Regions from separate parts of the Homo sapiens genome. Here regions 2 and 3 are each linked to region 1. The links are chromatin contacts, found by Hi-C in ENCODE. All regions are on one chromosome and are shown on one strand. Each heading gives the region's core, a stretch centred on a gene start or an enhancer-like site at or near the end of the contact. The rest is flanking DNA. Distances are from core to core; before and after follow the strand shown. Region 1 has its middle 170 kb from the start of SSTR4. Region 2 has its middle 58 kb from the start of LINC03125. Region 3 has its middle 98 kb from the start of LINC03125.

The links. A loop is a pair of places that touch in the nucleus more often than their neighbours do. Pooled maps may share reads with other maps.
Region 2: a map of Right ventricle myocardium superior shows a loop between it and region 1 (4-fold over the local background). The contact joins two enhancer-like sites. A Hi-C loop is called at or near these places in 3 of 168 maps with a recorded cell type or tissue (HCT116, HepG2 and Right ventricle myocardium superior), 1 of 37 single-sample maps with no recorded cell type and 6 of 50 pooled maps.
Region 3: a loop to region 1 is called in a map of endothelial cell of umbilical vein, with 3 times the contacts of the local background. The contact joins two enhancer-like sites. A Hi-C loop is called at or near these places in 8 of 168 maps with a recorded cell type or tissue (Right ventricle myocardium inferior, cardiac septum, endothelial cell of umbilical vein and 3 more), 3 of 37 single-sample maps with no recorded cell type and 14 of 50 pooled maps.

What each region holds. Positions count from the first base shown.
Region 1 is chr20:22,860,774-22,863,473 of GRCh38, reverse strand. No RefSeq gene overlaps it. Among named protein-coding and RNA genes, the nearest start is that of SSTR4, 170 kb to the left of the region's middle. Within about 2 kb of position 1,378, at least 6 of the 41 ENCODE cell types and tissues checked have a DNase peak (open chromatin) inside an H3K27ac peak, as active enhancers do; they include heart right ventricle, where a contact is called at or near this core.
Region 2 is chr20:23,204,204-23,207,123 of GRCh38, reverse strand. No RefSeq gene overlaps it. Among named protein-coding and RNA genes, the nearest start is that of LINC03125, 58 kb to the right of the region's middle. Within about 2 kb of position 1,308, at least 16 of the 41 ENCODE cell types and tissues checked have a DNase peak (open chromatin) inside an H3K27ac peak, as active enhancers do.
Region 3 is chr20:23,244,498-23,247,429 of GRCh38, reverse strand. No RefSeq gene overlaps it. Among named protein-coding and RNA genes, the nearest start is that of LINC03125, 98 kb to the right of the region's middle. RefSeq lists a silencer at 1,424-1,718. Within about 2 kb of position 1,577, at least 9 of the 41 ENCODE cell types and tissues checked have a DNase peak (open chromatin) inside an H3K27ac peak, as active enhancers do; they include heart right ventricle, where a contact is called at or near this core.

The DNA.
Region 1 (2,700 bases), core at 129-2,628:
AAGAGAGGAGCATGACATAAAATGTAAACTCTGAGGGTAAGATGCATCTCAATTTCAGGAATATGAAGAATGTGAGGGTGGAAGGGAAGGGTGTGTGTTGGAATCAAAATGTGGGAATACAATAGTTTTCTTTCTGAAGTGCAAGTTTAATAATGCTCTAAAGTTTTATTATTTCACAGTATTTGCAGGTAAAGAAAATATGTAACTTGTTTTTTCCTCACCTGAGTATTATAGGAAGGATCCTAGTGTCAGGACTGGCCAAAAACAGGGCAGAGTCTCATTTTTTTCAAGGCCTATTCCTGTCTGGACTTTTGTCCATTAGAATGGGACAATAGCCATTTTCGTGTTTGGCATCTTCATGCAGGCGTCAGGAAGCTGAATTACAAAAAGGAGCTCAGAGCCAAAGAGACCTGAGAGCCTGCCCTGGCCACGGCAGCTCTTGAGGTCTTTGGTTTTCCAGGAAAAGACGTCGCGTGGGCCCGGGAGGCTGCGCTTCCAGGAAGGACCCTTATTATAAAGTTTAAAGGCAGGGGCTGCCGTTCCACATTCCTTAAGCTAAATTCACACTTGGGACCTTCAGCAGTGAATATGTATTTCCTTAGAAATCCCTGGGGTTATAATATTTATAGCCAGAGGTGGGGCTGTTCCATCTGGGAGGGTGTCTGATCCTTCAGCAGAGTTGAAAACCAATGTATACCCAGAGCGCATCCATCTTCATAACCACCCTGCAGGTTTGTACGAACAGGAAGAACAAAGGGCTTGACCAAATACTTATTGTGAATTTTCTGTGTGTTTAATGATCATCAGCTGTTGGTGAAAAAAATGAATAAATATTCAAAGCACTTTCAAGTTTTAATTATCTGTGTGAAGCCAAAGGAGTAAGGAAACCACAGTCCTTCAATTAAACACTCACAGGTAACCCAAACCTGTCACCTGTTCACTTTTCTGCCAAGATTTTTCTATACTGATTGCCTCAGGTGTGAGTGTGAATTGTGGAAAATGTCTAAAATGGAGCCATTAAGCACATCAGTACCAAGTGCATTTGTCTTAAAATACAATTTTGACACCTACTCTGTAAGTCCCAGAATTGGCCTTGAAGGTGAAAGGCGAACCAGACATTGTCCACCTTTGTCACCCTGATGTGCGCAGAGGCTGAGGGGACCTCACTCTTTCTTGCTGAGCTAGAAAAAAATGTGTGCGAGTCCAGGGGAGGGTGCCGTTTTTCCATCCTTTTCAGAAAGGATATTGATCATATCCTTTTCCTTCGTGTCATCACAGGGGCGGCTGCTCCAGGAAACCCGGCTCCTCCTTGATGAGGCTCAGGAACATGATTCCAGGGCAATGCACACCACATCCTGCCCCTCCCTGCGCATCCCTGAGGCTTCAGCGCCGCTCCCCTGGCTCCAGGCACATCTTGCCAGAAGCCCCTCTGTCCTGCAAATCAGCAAGACTTGCCTGGTCTTTTGATGGTTGAAAGGGTTTTTTTTTTTATTTTTTGCTCTGCAGAACATAAACATTCTGCCTCCAGTGTGTGTGCTGCTGAATCTGCTCCCCACATTACTGTAAGAAAAATTGTCCCCAAATTTACATCTGTGCATTAAATGACTCAGTGGTTACCCATTGCTGCTATATAACTTAATACTGACCTCGAGGGGTTGTTGTTGGAATAAAAGAGGCCTGTGTGAGTCGGTGTAGCTCATAGTCGGCACGCACTAGTGTGACATCACCCTCTTTGCTCCAGCTTCATGACCGGCCTTGCTGTGTTCTGACACCACAACTTTCAGTTGCTGATAATTCAGACTTCATCCGGACTCCTGATACTCCTGCGCTCTTTCTCTGGGTTAAGGACCAGGATTGCAGAGGGCATCCTCAATGGAAAGAGAATGCAGGTGGCTATGAACCCTGCAAGGTGCATAAAATCAAATTTATGGGCATAGAAAACAAAAGGAAGGCTGGAGATGGTGGCCTGTTCTCTCCGTGTGGAAACCCTTTTGTGAGTCACTCTCATTACGCTTCAGTTCCTCACATGACAACATTCCCCAGCAGCAAAGCAAATGGGTTCTTCAGCAAGATGGTGCCTTGTTTTGATTACTGGGGATTACTTAAGCCATGAAGAATAGCTTCCATGCTAGTGTCAGTAATGAAAAAGCCGTGGAGATGATGTCATTATTACTTATTTTTGAGCCCCAGTAGAATATTTGTTATTTGTTAGAACACCAGACCACGTAGTTTCTTACCACAGGGACTTCCAGTCTCATACCGTGTATAATGCACTCACCGTGTACAGTACAATAAACCAGATGATATGTCGTAAAAAGGCGGTCATCCTTACTTGGAGTTTCCCACTGCTGATTCTATTAACATTCAGTACAGACCCTTCATTCCAAAGATAGGCATCATACTGTCAGAGCCTCTTAGCGTGTTTACCAAGCTTGCCACCAGCTCATCAGCCCCCTTAACTTCCAGGAGTGGATCTGAGGAGCTCTGTGGTTTGCTCATGGTTACCTCTCCACCCTGGCCATGGTTCATTGGGCTGTATGTGGACCCTCATGCAGCTGCGCCTGTCGGGGTCCTGTTCTGAGAGTTCAGGACGGGACTCAGATGCCCAATCTGGGCAAGTCTCTTAAATGGAAGGAGCAGGGTCACATCTTACACCCACCAAAGCTCTCTAAAATCAGAGAGAATAAATAAGATGTCCAG
Region 2 (2,920 bases), core at 59-2,558, 340 kb before region 1:
ATCCATGCAATGGGGCTTCAGGTCAGACGAGTTGGAGTCCTTTGGTCCCTACAGGGGCAATTCTGAGGACAGTGGGTTTTGGAAGCCTTTTTCCTGCTGGGTTCTAAGGTGATTAATTAAACACGTTTCAGGCTTTCACACTGTCTGAGGAAGGGAGTCCAGGGCAGCTGTCATTGGGGATCAGAGTTCACACTGAGTGTTCCTAGCAGAGCATTTGGGACAGAGAAAAACAGCTCTTCCTTTAAGTCAGTGGTTCTCCAACACTAGCTGAATTAGAAGCATCACAAGTGTGTTTAGGACATAGATACTTGCATTCTCAACCCAGAGTTTCTGGTTCAGGGGACCTGGAATGGGGTTGAGAGCTTGCATTTCTGCCAAGTTCCAAGGGGATATGGGTGCTTCTGGGCAGGATCTCATTCTGGAGAACCTCTGCTCGAGCTGAAATGGGACACACGATTACCAGGTTTTCAAAGAGTGAAATTCCAATATGTGACGATGGCCTTTTGCCCTGTGTGTGCTGTCAGCCTTGGCAAGGCAGGAGGCACTCTGCTTCAAAATCATGGCATCCTGGCATGTGAGAGCTACGTGGGATCTTAGAAACATCCACCCAGTGCCTCTCAGCCCTAGTGCCATATAGAGTTACCTGGCAGAGCTTTTGAAAAATGGAGACTTGCTTAAGTAAGAACCTCAGGGGAGGCCTAGGGAAAGAGTCTGTCTCAGGAGCTCTACAGAGCAGACTGGCTGAGAAACTGGATTTACTACAGAGCTTCCCAAAGTGAGGTCCCTGGGCCATCAGCCTCACCAGAAGCCTTGTTGGAAATGCGCATTCTTAGGCTTCATCCCAAACTGTGGAATCAGAAACTCTGGGCATGGGGCCTTGCCATGTGCACTGTCCCCATGTTCTTGGGGGGAGGCTGATGGATGATCAGGTTTTGAGCCACTTCTTTAGAATATTTCCCCATTTTACAGGTGTGACAACTGAAGGCCAGAGGTTAGAGGGCTCTGATGGCATCATGCAATCTGCCCATGGCAGAGGTGGATTCGGAATCAGGCTCCTGCACCTGGTCAGGGCTCTCGCACTGCTTCCCTGCTTCCCTTTATCACAGTTCTGCTCAGGGCCCAGGCCCCGGGCCACCCCGGGAGGTGCTGGGACAGTCAGGGTGGCCATTTCCTCTACAGCTTCTCCACGCAGTCAGGCACGGATCCTCTTGCTTAGTGAGCTGGCGAGCACAGAACGGAAAGCAAACAGGCAGCTCAGCCAAGTGAATAAAATGAGGCCCGGGGACTGGGGATTGTTCATTTACAGGATGACAAGTCTGGGCTGCCAGAGCCTGGGCGTCACTCTCAGCTGTGAGAGCAATGCCCAGAGCCGGAGCTCAATGTTGCCAAATCCCATGGTCGCAACTTCAATATGAGGAGCAGCTGGGCCATGCATTTTGAATGCTTTGGAAATCCAAGTTTCTCCTGCAAGGAGGCAAGGAAGTTGCAGAGAATAAGTAAAGTTGTCTAAGAATGACCTAGTGACCATCTTTCATAAAAAGAAAATGAGAATTGTGCCTGCAAAAGGCTTGCTGTTTAATCTAGGAGGTTTATTAGCATATAAAAGGAGGTTTATGCGATGTTTGTATTCAGACTTAGCTCTGCCTCTGTAAGCACCCAGGAGCCCAGAGAACAGCACCTGGCAGGCACCAGCTGTGCTGGAAAGGCCTTCCATTTGAGACAAACTGCTCTTGGATACAGAGCCCCGGGAGAGCAAGGATTTAGGGCGGCCTGTGCCAGTGTGCCCTGCAGCAGTGCTTCTCACGCCTGCATGTACACATGCTTCGCCCTGAGGTCTTGTTAAAATGCAGATTCTGATTCTGGGAGTCTGGGGTGGAGCGTGAGATTCTGAATTCTAACTAACTGACGTGTGTCCTTGATGTTTTGCTCCCTGAACCACATTTTGGGGAAAAAGACTCTATAGAAAACCACTTAGGACACTTATCAGGCACATGGCTAGTAGCTTGAGTATCAAGTAGTCCCGGGTCTGGATTCCTAGGAGGGGCAGGGAGGAGAGGAAAAGCAGGTTGCCGTGAAAGCACTGGGTTGGGTCCTTTCTCTTTGCAGTGTCAGAATAGGGTCAAATAAGAACAAATCAGGACTTAGCTATAGAGACTTTACTGGAAAAGATCACTGCTGCGCCGAAAGACCATTTCAATATGGGAAAGGCACAGACGACAGGATCTGCAAGTGTCTCCCAAATCAGGCAGGGAGAAAAGAGTTTTCTTTGAAAGGGAAGAGTAAAGCAAGGCTGGAAAGAATTGGTGTGGGGAAGTGGGACCCGCAGGTGGTCTAGAAGGACAATTGATGAGGAAACTGACAGCCAGTTCTCTTCATGTCGGGAGGGAACATCAAGGAGGGGCCGTCCACATTCTGATGCTGGCTTAGGCTGAGGGTGCGTCTGGGGGAAGGAGAGAAACTTAACCAAAGTTTGGTTAATTCAAATGAGAAGATATCTTGTCCAGATTGGTCACTGTGGCAGGCAATTCAGCTAATCATTTATGAGGCAAAGAATGGAAATGGTGGTGAGTCTGTGACTGTGTGTTACGGGTAAACGAGGAGTCATCCATGCGTCTTATCCGAGCCACATGGGGAAGGGTAGGCTTCGGCAGTAAGCCATTTCCAGGAACAGGAGGGTGGGGGTTTTCTTACGTGTCCGTGTTTTCCAAGGTCTCAGGCTTAGGTAAAGTTGAACATTGCTGCTGCCTGTCATATGCCACCACTTTTGTTATTTGTCATTCCTGTCAATGTACAGTTTTCAACAAGTTAAAAAAGACTCATACAAATATAGAATGAACCCAAGTCAGATATTTCACTCAGCTCATCAGTGAAGAAATAAGATGATAAAGTTGATTCAGAAAGAAATAGAACAGGTTTTAGT
Region 3 (2,932 bases), core at 328-2,827, 380 kb before region 1:
GTGAGAAGTGCTGGCCATCTGTGAAAATCTCGGTGGCTTCAGCAGCTAAGAAAAGAAAACCTTTAGGGATAAAAACTATAGAGAGCACATTTTTCTCATGAGCATTAGGGAAAATTAGAAGATACTGTGGCTGAATTAAAGTTGTGCCTGGGCCCTGGAGGTGTGGCCAACTGTGCTAAGCGTTGCTGATGAACATTCAGCTACTGTCAGCCCCGGAGTGCAGCTGCGGCATCAGCACATCCCGCTGAAAAACACAGGGCTGGGTGGACCAAAGGCCACTTCCGTGGTCCTTTGCCAAAAGGTGGAGCCCGAAAATTCCAGACCAAATGTAATGTCTTGACCTGGGAACTAATTTTGCAAACAGCAGCCAAAGTTTCCTAAAAGTGGAGGTTTTGGAAAGAAAGGCAGAGAGCGAGGGTCGGGGTGGGGGAGAGCCAAAGAAAGCAACCTGTTTAGTGTATGAGCAGTGAATAATGAGTTAAAGGATGGGGTCATTTCTGTAATCTTGATGAAGGGTCGGTCCTTGCCTCAAGTAACCACGGGGGTGGGGTTGCCCTTCCAACTCCACTCACACTGGTTGCTCAGTCACTGGGTGAGTCCCGCCCTTTCCTTCAGCTGCTCTGGATAACGGGTTGATAATTTTGTTCTACAGAGAGACTCAGCATGCTCCTCTAGCATCCCATCGTCTCTTCTGTGCATAAGCAGTGGAGACGCTAGGCACACACTTTCCTTCCCTTTGAAACCTTTCAGATATTTATATCCAATTTATGCAAATATTTACATCCCCCAATTCATAGTGAGAAGTGACCCAGAAAACAGGAGACATAAGAGCATGGTGGTTAGGGACATGGGCCAAACATTTGCAAGGGATCCGGGCAAGTGCCCTAGCCTCACTAGGCCTCTGCCTCCTAATCTGTAGAAAGGGACTATAGCTGAGGATGGGCACACCGCTGGAGCGATCACCCATGCAAAGCTGATGGAGCTGGGCTGTTTTTATAGTAATTATCATAGACTTTCCTCTTGATACAACTGTTGTACAAATTCCATTAGCCTTAATTTTTCAAATTTAAGAGCGATTAGGATTCAAGTAGTAATACTAGGATTCCTTCAAGACAAGGCAGTTCATGGCTGAACAAGGCAGTCCATGGCTGAACAGTGTGATAGTAAGCTGTTGTAGTCTGCTTATTTTATTTACAACCAGAGTAGTGGGTCAGGATGAAAGAGGGGATGTGGGGAGGGGACACTCAAAAGCGCAGGGCAGGAGAGAGATAGCCCCAGGGAACCGGGACTTGGCCAAGTCTCCCCAGGACCCAAGGCTGACCGCTGAGAGCCCAGGGGGCAAGAAGGGATGCTCACTGCCTCACACGAGCGGTGACCAGAGGCTGATGTTTAGACAATAACTTGGTAGTCCACCTCCTTCTCTCCCTCCCTCTGTGCCAGCCGCTGAGCTCGACACCAAGGTGCATGTGTACTCCCAGCATCTGAGTTCCCATCAGCGCGAAGTGGCTTATCTGAGAGGCAATGCCAGGAAGCAGCCAGAAGAGAATGGGGAAGTGAGCCTGGGGAGCAGAGGCAGAGAATCAAGGTGTGTGCTCCAGCAGGGGCCGCTGTGGACAACTTCAGCTCAGTCCTGGGAGGAACCCTGGAGAACCAGTGTGAGTGCACACACAGACACACATACACAGACACACACACAGAGACACACACGCAGATACACACACAAAGAGACACAGACACAAATAGACACACAGATACAGGCACACACACAGACACAGACACACATGCAGATACACAGAGAGACACAGACACAAATAGACACACAGATACTGACACACACACAGACACAGACACATACACAGAGACACACAGAGACACAGACACACATACACAGACACACAGACACAGATACACACACACAGACACACAGATACACACACAGAGACACACACACACACACACACCAGCACTGTTCCTCCTGGGGCAAGGGAGCTCAGGTCTGCACACACACTGGCAGAGTCTCTGGGTGAGGGGTGCTCCCGGCCTGTTGCTTGTGTGCACCTGCGTGTACATGCAGACCTGCTCTTCTGGGGAAAGCTTCCAGGCACGGAGAAGCAGGCTCTGCTGTGGAGGTGGGCAGGAGCCATCAGGACGGGCAGGAGGAATAAGGCAGGTGCCTCATCAAGGCCTCACTCTAACGGGCAAGAGGGAGAGGTGAACGCCAGAGGGTGAGTGGAGAGGTCCTAAAGAGACTGATGGTGAGTAGGGCCAGGAGCTTTCCTGAGGGAGGTGGCCAGGTGGGGACCCGGGGATGGAGAGGAGTCCGTGAGGGGTGGGGCAGCGCCCGGGGTAGGGGAACTGCAAATGCCTTGAGAGAGGATGAGGACATTTTCATCTTTCCTGAGCTTTTAAGGAGAGGCGTCACTGTCCCATCCATATTTTAAGATCCCTCTGGTCCCCAAGTGGAGCCTGAGATGGGAGGGGTCATGCAGGGTCTGGGCGGAATCGTGGTCTGGACTGGGACCACGGCTGAGGGGAGCGGCATGGGGTGGACTTGGGATGTATTTAGGAGTGACCTTGGCAGCTGCCTTGGCTGTGGGAGGTGACAGCGAGGAAGGCGCGGAGGGCAACCTCGAGTCCGCCCTAGCGACTGGCAGAAGGCACACACTGCCCTGAGACCCCCGACTCTGTCCTCCTCCGTCCTGGGCCTGCTCCTCCCATCACAGACACCCTCCCTGAACCCTCTCCCGCTCTCGGGCCCTCCAGGTGGCCCAGGGCGCCGGCGCCACTCTGTCTCCTTAAGGTGTCAGTTCTGTGCACAGGGTGACCCGGGCTCTGGGCGCCAGTCCTGATGGGGCCACACGTTTCTTGCTTCATCCCCAGCAAGCCCATGAGCTTGTCTTATTTTCGAAAGCAGTAAACAGTGACTCAGTGT